Linked DNA regions of Mus musculus: region 2 is linked to region 1. Evidence: chromatin loops called from intact Hi-C (ENCODE). Cell type or tissue: heart. All regions are shown on one strand. Links, peaks and the distances in the headings refer to the core of each region. The heading gives the core; the rest is flanking DNA. Region 1 holds the start of Tnrc6a (trinucleotide repeat containing 6a). Region 2 has its middle 53 kb from the start of Gm39084.

What was found. Hi-C counts contacts between places; a loop is a spot of excess contacts. Peaks named below come from ENCODE experiments on the same cell type or tissue, not always from the same donor. Only the 100,000 strongest peaks of a DNase experiment are listed, where the experiment ranks them.
Region 2: it touches region 1 in a loop (2.6-fold over the local background); 8 of 42 quality-filtered maps call a loop at or near these places.

The regions. Positions count from the first base shown.
Region 1 is chr7:123,120,972-123,126,352 of GRCm38, reverse strand. Tnrc6a (trinucleotide repeat containing 6a) reads right to left here and starts at 2,468. Exons shown (of 24, transcript NM_144925.3): 1 at 2,021-2,468; 2 at 1,638-1,685. The coding sequence starts at 2,025. In heart, for the core only: no CTCF peak of the experiment used is centred there; a DNase peak (open chromatin) is centred at 2,222; H3K4me3 peaks cover 2,639 bases; H3K27ac peaks cover 1,946 bases.
Region 2 is chr7:123,042,833-123,048,213 of GRCm38, reverse strand. It overlaps a transcript of Tnrc6a not described here. Among named protein-coding and RNA genes, the nearest start is that of Gm39084, 53 kb to the left of the region's middle. In heart, for the core only: a CTCF peak has its summit at 2,875 (motif pointing right); DNase peaks (open chromatin) are centred at 1,393 and 1,523; H3K4me3 peaks cover 1,056 bases; H3K27ac peaks cover 782 bases; H3K27me3 peaks cover 905 bases.

The DNA.
Region 1 (5,381 bases), core at 131-5,130:
CTAAGGGGGTCTAACAGACCTTAGTAACTAAGATGGCCCAAGCCTCTCGTTTCATAGATTAGACAGAGGCTAAGTGACCTGCCAAGAGTCAAGGTCATTTTAAGTGGCAGAGCTGGAATTCAAACGAGGCCAAGAGAAGAGATTCCAAGTTCTGTCCAATCATAATGAAGTGGAAAATCATGCTTGTGTTACAATGTTTACCTAAATTCTAGGTACCCTCACAGAAAAATTGAAAGGAGAAAAAGATCCAAAACCTATACTATTACTAAAAATTACATCTCAATAATTCAATCTATTTCGTTCGGTTCTGTATCTTATTCTTTCTTTCCTGCTTTTCACAATATAACTTGTTTAAACATCCAGCTGACATTTAGCCACTGGTATCAGCTCTTAAGGTCCCTTTAAATGATTCCATAATTATTTAGAGTTCCAGAAAAACCCCTTAATGGGTAAGCCAATACTGTTTCTTTGCCAAGAGAACAGATTCTGTAACAGTCACCCCAACAGATTAACATTTATAAAATCAAAAAGCCAGAAATTTGGAACAATTAATTCTACATGGTGAAAAATACTTGTGCAATTACAAGTGTGCTAATAACCCCAACATAAGCCTAGAACTTCCAGTAAACAAACGTAAGCCATATTAAGACCTAAAACAAATGGAAGTTGTTTTTACTGTATTAATCTGTAAGTTTCTGAGTGTCTAAATATGATGCAAAAACAAATAGGTAAAGGAAAAGTCTGTTTAAACGTGGATCTGAAAACGGGTCAAGTATAGTACAATTCTCTGATAATTTAGAAATTACAGCTCAATAGAACTAAACGTTTTCCAGAAATGCATTACTTCGGGGTAGGAGACAAAAAAACAAACAAACAAACAAAACCTAACCAAACAAACAAACAAAAAAAAACCCCACTTCTCTTTTGAGGTAGTATTTGATGCTTACCAGTTACCAGTGCAAAAGCACTCAGACCCAGCAGAAGTGATAATCACTTACTGGTAACAATTTTTAATTACTTTCCCAACTGATAAAAAGAGCACACACTGAACACAGACTAAAATGTAGTTTCAAAGGAAAACAAAACGCAGTTTATGCTTCATGAAGTTCAAGGACAAAACTGTTTCCAATGCAACAGAATCCGCCTGACTACAATGTGCAGAGACAGAGAGGAAAAAATGTGAACACATAGTATCTTTTTATAAAGGCAACAATTTAGCTACAAAGTAATAACGGGGAAGCCAAAACAGTTTGACAGCCCGCCATAAGGGCCGCCTCAATCATGAGTCACACAATGCCTGCAACCATTTACAATAGTAATTAATGCACAAGTCCCCTAATTAAATTCTAAAAGGGTGAGAATGCTTTAACTAAGTTTACAAGAACTGCCTTTTGCTTTTCTTTTTAAGAACGAACACACTCGTAATTACGCGTCTCCCTGCAATGCCCCCCCCATGCAATATTCCCTGAGGCCGTTTCTCCCGAATGTCTGTTCCGTGAGTGCGAAAGCAAATGACACGGGGTTGGGGGGTGGGGGTGGAGGTTGGGGGGGGGGGGTCCGTAAACCCAGGAAGAGCGAAGCAGAGTGGAAACACACGATTATAAAGGGGCGGGAGACCGAAGGCTCGCCCATCTTACCTGCTAAGATTTCTCTCTACGTCTTTGGTAGCTTTAGCTTCCAATTCTCTGAAATAGCAAACAAAAACAAACACAAAAAAAAAAAAAAAACGGGGGGAGGGGATGCGCGTGAAAACGGAGCTGCTGCGGCAGAGCGCCCGCGCGGTGGGGGAGGGGCGGGGCTGCGGGCTGCAGCGCTGCGGGCCGCCGAGCCCAGGGCGACCGAGCCCAGAGCCGTAGCCCGCGCCGGACCAAGCTTCCCGGACCGCCCGGGACTCCCGCCCACGCCCGCGTCCCCCCGGGGACTGCCCCGCGCCGCCGCCCATCAGCCCGAGGGGGTCCTGCGGCAGCGCCGGAGGCTGGCTCCTGGCCCCCCGAGCGAGCCTCCCCTCCGGTCCGCTCACCTCATGTGTGTAAAGTGCACTAGCGCGTGAGGCGCGGGGAACGAGGCTCGCGAGCCTCAAGCCCTCCGCAGCGCCGCGGGGACAGGCCCGAGCCGCTGCACCAGCGCCATTTTCTACACCGTCCCGCTGCCGCCGCCGCCGCCGCCGCCACCGCTGCCGCCGCAGGCCCCAGACCGGAAGTGAATGCCCCACTCGCAACCCCTTCCGGGGGCGCCGTGGCCCGGGAGCCCCAAGATGGAGGTCCTAGCAACTAGGCCTGCCGGACGAGGCAGCCACTTGACAACTGTCTGACGCGTCCAGGACTTCGCCGGAGCTGTCGGGGAACTCCGAGGTTCCCCACGAGCGGCTCTGGGGCCTGGCAAGAGCGGAGCGCGGCCTTTTTCGCCGAGGCTGGCTCGGGCTTGCCTCGGACCATCCCCTCCTCCTTCTTTACTGCGACACAAGTTTCCTTCCCCTCGGCCCGGCCCCTCCCTTACAGAAACACGCCTTTAAAAAAAAAAAAAAAAAAAAAATCCAGCAAACCGCAAATTCCACCCCTGCCGCTGCCAGACTAGCCCGCGCCGTTTTTTAAATTCACCCACATCTAATTACTTTTGACCTTCAGCCACATTTATTTAACCTCTCGATTTGTGCCTCTTCCCAGGTGAAGAATGCATCCCAGAAGTTTCATTTTTTTTATTTTTGTGCCTCAAATTTTTACACACCCTTGACTCAGCAATTCCACTTGCACGAATTTCTCTGCTCAAGAAATAACCATTTGGGTATCACTTTTAAGTACTTCACAATCAAGATATTAACTCAAATGCACAGGAAAGGTTGAATAACTGTAGCCAGCTACGACATCTAATGCTATGAGGTGGCATTAAACGCAGCTACTTGCAATACCTGGGGTCTTGGTTACAATAAAAGAATGGAAACGCAGATGCCATACTAGTTCTCAGAAAGACATGTGAACACCCAAAAATTCTTACATGTGAACACTGTAAGATACATGTCTGTAGGTAAAGTATGTAAGTCTACATGTAGATAAAATAAGATACAGTAATATAATACATGAAGATACAATTATTACAATTATTTTCTTAAATTACAATATAGACACATACCTGATTGTAAATACAATAAGATACATACCCAAAGGGGGATGCTGCAATATAATGCATTAAGATATTATAATGCACATAGGTACATACATATTCGGTGCATATAATGCTAGTAATCTGCACATTTCTCCTCTACTTAAAATCTACTCCCTTTTACTTTCTCAGAAAACTCGCTCTGCAGACAACCTTCTTTTGCCCTTTTCTATTCTAAGTCCTTTAACTGGTTTAAACCTGCTCCAGTCTCTCCCATGAAACAAGCTCTGTGATTGTCTGCTTCTGCTCTAGGAGAAATGTGTGTTGTAGTTAGCTAATGAGTGGATGAATGCCCAGAAAGGAACTAGCCAGCATGTTAACGTCTGTTTTGCATTTTTCTTCTTTTGGTGTTCTTAATTTTATGAACACCCTATAAACATTTTTTGGAAAAAAATTACAAATTGCAAAATGAAGAATAACAAATAAATGCTAGTAATTTTTACATTTTAATTTATTTGAGATGGGGGTCTTACTCTATATCCTTGGCTAGCCTATGTAGGCCAGACTGGACTCAAACTCAGAAATCTGCCTATCTCTCTCTCCTGAGTTCTAGTGATCTATAACACACACACACACACACACACACACACACACACACACACACACAGGATCAACTTTGGTTAGGTTCTTTGTTAAACTGATACAAGATGGAGTCATCTGAGAAAATGCCCCCATCAAATTGCTGTAGGCAACTCTATAGGCATTTTCTTGATTAATAGTTGATATGGAAGCTCTTTAGAGGCCATCCCAGGTTGTATGAGAAAGCATGCTACAAGCCATGGGGAGCAAGCCAGTAAGCAGCACACTCCTCTATGTCTCTGCTTTAGTTTCTGCCTCTAGGTTCTTGCCTTGAGTTCCTGCTCTGATTTTCCTATATGATGAACTATGAACTGTAAGCTGATAAACCCTCTCCTCCCCAATTTGCTTGTCAGTATGGTGTTCATCACAGTGATAGAAGGCAAATTAAGACAGAATCTTTCCTATAATGTTTTGCCTTTGTTTCTGCCCAATTCCTGTGATTACCTCAACACCCATCTTCTCTACTCTATATTCCTTGCCTTACCAAGGTTAAGTGATTAGACTAATTCACAAATTATAATTTTGGAAGGTAATGATTACTTTTTCCTCTATCAAAACCACAACTGAGGCTGTAAAAAAGAGCTCAGTAGTCAGAAGAGCACTGGCCGCTCTTCCAGAGAATCTAAGTTCAGTTCCCAACACCCACATGGTGGTTTACAACTGTCTATAACTCAAGTTCCAGGATACCCAATGTCTTCTGGCCTCCTCAGCACCTGGCACGTATATGATATATATATATACACTGGCAAAACACTCATACACGTAAATAATTTTTTGCAATGCTGAGTATAGCAAAAATGTCTGCTAAGTAAACACTATACCACTGACCGATATCCCCATCCTTTATCTTTAAACTTTAGAAAGTCTACACATTAATAAATAGAAAGAACTTGGACACATGAACACGTAGATACTTTACTGGAAAGAGTGTATTTACTTCATCTAATTAGGATTTCTCCAGTGCGTAGTGAATGTTATCCCAAACTATTCTAAGTACCTTATACAAAGATTAATTAGACACTAATTGTTGTCTTTGTACCTCCCACTGAGGTAGGAGTATTACACACCCCCTGTGCCAACAGGTGTGATTAATTTTCCCAAAGTCATGTAAGCAATAAGTGATTAAGATTATATGTGTGTGTGTGGGTTTGTGCATCGATACAATCCATTGCCATCCCAAAATAGTGATCACTGATAATCGAATCCACTATATATAATCATTCTACCAAATATCATTTCAAATATATATGTATACACACACACTGTAAAGGAGAAAGTAACAATGCCATTCAGTGTGTAAATGCTCAGAAGACTACATTACATGTAGAGGTCTATGTCCCACACAGAGACTGGCATACCAGGGTCTAGTGAGTTACACCTCACACTAAACTAATCACGCTGCACACACCATTGCTCTAGAGCAGAGAACAGGGGAAGAATGACAAGGAAGTCTGTGGCCAGCCAGCACAGATGCAGTGTTGTCCTACAGGTTTTCTGCGTGCAGCTGATTGAAGCTGCAGAGACAGATCCCAGCTGTGTGCTTCATTAATGGACATCTCTGTGCTATCATCAAAGAGCCAAGGCGTGCACCCGAAGGAAGTCTGATACTACACTGATGAAATCATCAAGATGGGAGAGGGGAAAAC
Region 2 (5,381 bases), core at 82-5,081, 78 kb after region 1:
GCGTTCATGTGCACACACCCACATGCAGAGACATGTCTACATACAATTAAAAACGATAAGAAAACAAATCTCAAATCATTTTATATATAGGGCTGTGGAGATAGCCAGTGGCTAAGAATGATCACTGTACTTTTTGCCTTGATACCTAGTCCATTTCAGGCAGCTTGCCCACTGCTTGTAACTGATGGCCTCATATGGTTTCCGCAGGTACCTGCATACATGTGGTGCACACACGTGCACATAAAAATAAAATACATTTTAAAATCTTTAAAATTTTTTTATTTAGGCCTTGGGAGGTGGTTCATTGGGTAAAGTGCTTGCTGAGCATGTATGAGGGGTGGGATGTGGCTCTACAACACCTATGTAATGTCAGGTGCATATGGTAACCTTTGCATAGTCCTACCATCTGGCAGGCAGAGACAGAGGTTCCTCAGAGCAAGCCAGCTAGCTAGACTAGCCAATCAGTGAGCTTTGGGATTGAGAGACTTTGTCTCAGTATGTAAGGTGGTGAATAAGGAAGTGAACGAGGAAGACACCAGATGCTAGCCTCTGGCCTCTGTACACATGCACACACATGTGCGTGCACATCCCCCCACATGTGCACCTGAATGCATGTGAATGCATATGTGTGTGTGTGTTGTGTGTGTATGTGTACATCTGTTTCTACCTACCTTTGTCTTTATCTCTGTGCCTATGTCTGGGCTAATGACAGATCCCATTTTTTTCTATTAAATTAGAATGTATTAACAACTATTTGCTTTTAAATAAGGCAGCAAATGTTTGATGACCCCAACAGTTGGTTCCACACTGACCAAGAAATAATGGTGAGGTTCCATGGAAGACTTAGCTTTTCATTAGCAGCTAAGGACACACCTCACTCCAAAGCTGAAAGGTTAGATGTTTTAACTAGGCAGGTGGCTAGCTGCAAATAAGTTTCTAGTTAATTTTGTTTGGGTTCATCACTGGAAAGACCTTCTTCACATTTCCTGGTATTTTGTACAGCTCTTAAGTACATGCCCTAATACATTAAATAATGTGTCTTTTCTTTACCAAAGAACAAAGAAGCTGAGTGTTTGGAAAGTGTTCACCCGGCTGCCAAAGCCTCCTCCTGCAATGAGTTCAATTTCCTGGTGTCTTATCCTCAGTACTGAATGTCCTATTATGCCAGTCTGTCCCTCCAAGCCGCTGACCACAGCGTGTTGACACACCACTTGAAATCAGAGATAACATTTCTTCCCACCTCTGACAAAGACAAGGGCCAGGCCTGTGATTTCTTTGGCATTGTTAATGCTATACAGAAATTGTAACACCTCTTTCCTTTCGATTATTCTTATGAGTATTGTCCCCACTGGACAGCTAATGTGCGTTGGTGTTGAAAAAGCATGAGTCACACCACCGGGTGCTTCACAGGATACTTGGAAAAGGAACACCCTCTGGGGAGGAGGCAGTGCTAACAATCTTCACCATCGTCAATGCCTGCTTCAAATCAGGCTGCGGACTGTTAACCGAAACCATCTCTAGCAAGCAAAGCACCAGGCAGCTCAGCACTCAGACGTGTCTGTTTCTGAGTAGTGGAGTGAGATCGGGGGATCCGTGTATTTCTGCCCTTTGTTTTTAACACCTATCCACTCCCTGAGCTACCGGTCATGTGGCCTGCTGAGGCCCAGTGAGATGCCAGCAAATTCAGCCATCCAGAGATGCTGTGTGTTGTATATGTATGGTGCGAGCATTTGAGTGTGCATGCCCTTGTGTCTGCATTTGGAGGCCAAAGCAGGGTGTTGGAAGGTCTGTGTGTTCTATTGCTCTGGGTGGTATTGCCTTGAAACAGAATCTCACTGAGCCAGATTGCCATTAGGCCACAGTGGCTTGCCAACAAGTTCTCGGGCTCCCCCCCCCCCCCCCCGACTCTGCCTCTCAGTTCTGAAGTTACAGACACATTCAGCCGTAGCTGGCTTTTTTTTTTTTTTTTTTTTTTTTTTTAAGATTTACCTATTTATTATATGTAAGTACACTGTAGCTGTCTTCAGACACTCCAGAAGAGGGAGTCAGATCTTGTTACAGATGGCTGTGAGCCACCATGTGGTTGCTGGGATTTGAACTCTGGACCTTCGGAAGAACAGTCGGGTGCTCTTACCCACTGAGCCATCTCACCAGCCCCGTAGCTGGCTTTTTAACATGGGTGCTGGGATTCAAAGTCATGCCCTCATGCTTGCAGAGTAAGTGCTCTTGCCCTCCCAGGCATCTCCCCAACCCACCATGCAGAGATTTGAAAAGTGCTTGCATGTCTGTGCCCCTATGCTTTAACAAATGAAGATGTTTCAGCACATGGCCAACATGTGGATTGGAGTTGAACTGTTCAGTTGTCTTAACCAACTCTGCCCCAAAGTGAACTCGGCTAAAACCACATGACCTTTGGGTTTGCAGAGGGCTTTGTGTTAATGAAGGCCCCATGCTTGGTTCAATGCTCTCTGGCCCTCGTCTGGAAAGTCTTAATACTTTTTAGTAAGAGGACCCCATTTTCCCTGTGTGCACTGGGAAACGTGTAAAGCACGTTGCCGGTCCTCCTACATCTGAGCTCTGACTCCTGAGTGAGTCTTGGGATGTCCATCCTTGCCATTCTTCAGACACCAACAAGCACATCCTTGTTCCTTCAGCGGGTTGTGTTGCTTTGCAACACTGTCAAGATATGTAAACTAAATTGACTGTCCTCCCTCAGAAGCCTCTCAATACGCTTCTTCTTCAATATATTTATTTTCATATTTTTGGTTGTGAGCCTAGCCTTTAAAGGCTGAACCATCTCTTCAGCCCAATATTTATTTGTATGTGTGTGTGTGTGTATGTGTGTTGCACTGTATGCATGCAGTACCAGAATGGGCCAGAAGAGGGTGTCAAATTCCCTGGCACTGGAATTATAGGTCTTTGTGAGTGGGAATACGGGTGCTGGGAATCAAACCGAGTTCTGGGGGGGGAGAGCCAGTGCTCTTGATCACTAAGCCATCTCTCTGGCTCTAGAATGCATTTCTCAAAAACCCAATAGATTACATAAAAAATAGAAAAAAAAATAGGAAAAAAAAAAGCCTTTGGGCTTTGCTTCTGGTGACTGCTACACCTCAGAACGGTCACATTTCCTTTTTCTTCCCTCAGCACTGAGAACTGAGTCTCCTCCAGGCTGGGAAAGTGCTCTACTGCGCTGTAAGCTCAACTGTTGTTTGTGCTTTTAATTTTGAGATAGGCTCTTACTACGTTGCCAGGCTTGCCTTGAGCTCACTCTGCCACTCATCTGGCCTTTGTACTTGTAGCTTTTCTGCTTTAGTCTTCCAAATAGTTGGGATTGGAGACCTGTGCCACCAGGCCCCCTCTATGTCTTTCTCACATATGCTTTACATGAAATGTGATTTTTCTCTACCAGTGGCGACTCACAGAGGACACAATGTTGGCTGGTGGTGTACGCCCATGTTTGTTGGGCATCTGCTGTAGATAACCCTAACTCTGCACTTGCTTTCTCTCCCAGCTGTTTTTTGTTGTTGTTGTTATTGTTGGTTTGCTTTGACTTTGGTTCTTTAAGACTGGGTTCACCTCTGTAGTCCAGGCTAGGCTGCAACTGCCAATCCTCTGACTTTCCCCTCCTGAGTGCTGGGATGACATCTGTATCAGTGTATGGATTCTCTTAGCATTTTGTTTACCATCAACTTTGTGTAGGGTATGTGTGTGTACAGTGTGCGAAGGTGGGTATGCGTTTGCCATGGCGTCCATGTGGAGGTCAGAGGGCAACTGCAGGTGTCTGCTTGAGGCATGGTCTCTTGCTGGGTGCTCATTGCTGTGTAAGGCAGGCTCACTGGCCAGTGTCTTCTGTCACCATAGGAAGACTTGGAGGGCAGACGCTTGTTCACTGCATCTGGCTTGGGGGAGGGGGAGGGAGGTCTCTGGAGATGTGAACTCTGTCCTCAAGCTTTACAGCAAATGCTTTATCCACTGAGCCATCCCCCACCCAAATCCTGCCCAGCACTGCTGGATATTTTGTTTTGAGACAAAGAATTCACTATGCAGCCCTGACTGGCCTAGAACTCATAAAAAGCCTGCTTGCTGCTGCTTCAGAGTATTAGAATCAAAGGCTTCTGTCACCGTGCCCACCAAGCCCACTGTGCCCACCATGCCCTGGCTTTCTACTGTTGTTTCTTCAGTAAAAATGAAAATGAGAACCATGAGATGACTCAGCAGGTAAAGACACTTGCCACCAAGGGAGTCCTAAGTTAATCTCTGAGACCCGCATAGTAGAAGGAGAGAAAACTCCCTCAGGTTATGCTCTGACCTCTGCATGGGCATTGTGGCATATGTATGCGCACGTGTGCATGTGCACACACACACACACACACACACACACACACACAAAACAAATAAATATGCAATAAAAAATAAACTCAATTAATTAAATTGTGTTTTAAAGTTGAGTGATTACTAAACTAGGAACTCAACACTTTTTCTTTCAAGTCCAGGGACAGACCCCCACAGCTGTGATCACATGAGTCAGGGAAGCTCTCGACCACTGAGATCCAACCCCAGTTTATATTGCATGTGGCTGAAGAACACTGGTTGGTCGCCCAGGTAATTCCATTTTGGAAATGATGTGAAATCTCTGGCCGAGTCACGCAGCAACCTGACAAAGTTGCTAATGGAAGATCCGGTGCAGGCAATCTCTTGTTCAGTGAAATCCAATTTCCAGATCTCCACAGCCGCCTTTCCCATTCACACTTTCCCCACCAGCCACGCTGGTGAATTCATCGCACCACAGATGATCTGGAAGTCCTGTTCTCTCATTAAGCCTCTGCAGCAATGGCTGGAACTATTTTTATCATTGCTCTTACACTCCAGTGAACCACATTTTAGTCATTAATCTATTTTTGTTAATCGGAGTCACAACACAACATAGTAGTAACAAAAAGCAAATTTTACACGAATAAACAATGGTATGCAAATGATAGGGCTGAGACAGACTGTGTTCTACTAACTGAATTCTAGCTATAACCTGTTAAAGACTGACCATCGTACACCCAATTAACAGCAGTATGCAGTAAATCTTTATTTCCTTGGCCATTTCAGACTTATGAAATGCTTAAGCAGGTGACTTTTTCACTACTTTTGCCACAGAAACTGCAAATCTGTGGGTCGCTTTTACAGACACGTTGGTTGATTCCATTTTAGAAACACTGACTTAAAAGATAAAGTCTGGAGCTAAGGAGATGGCTCAGCTAATAGAACCCTCGTTGCATGAGCAAGTAGACCTCAGTTCAGCCCCAGAATCCACATAAGAAGTTGCCATGGTGGCACACACCTGAACACTCAGCACTAGAGAGGTTAAGAGGCAGAGATGGGCACATGTGCAG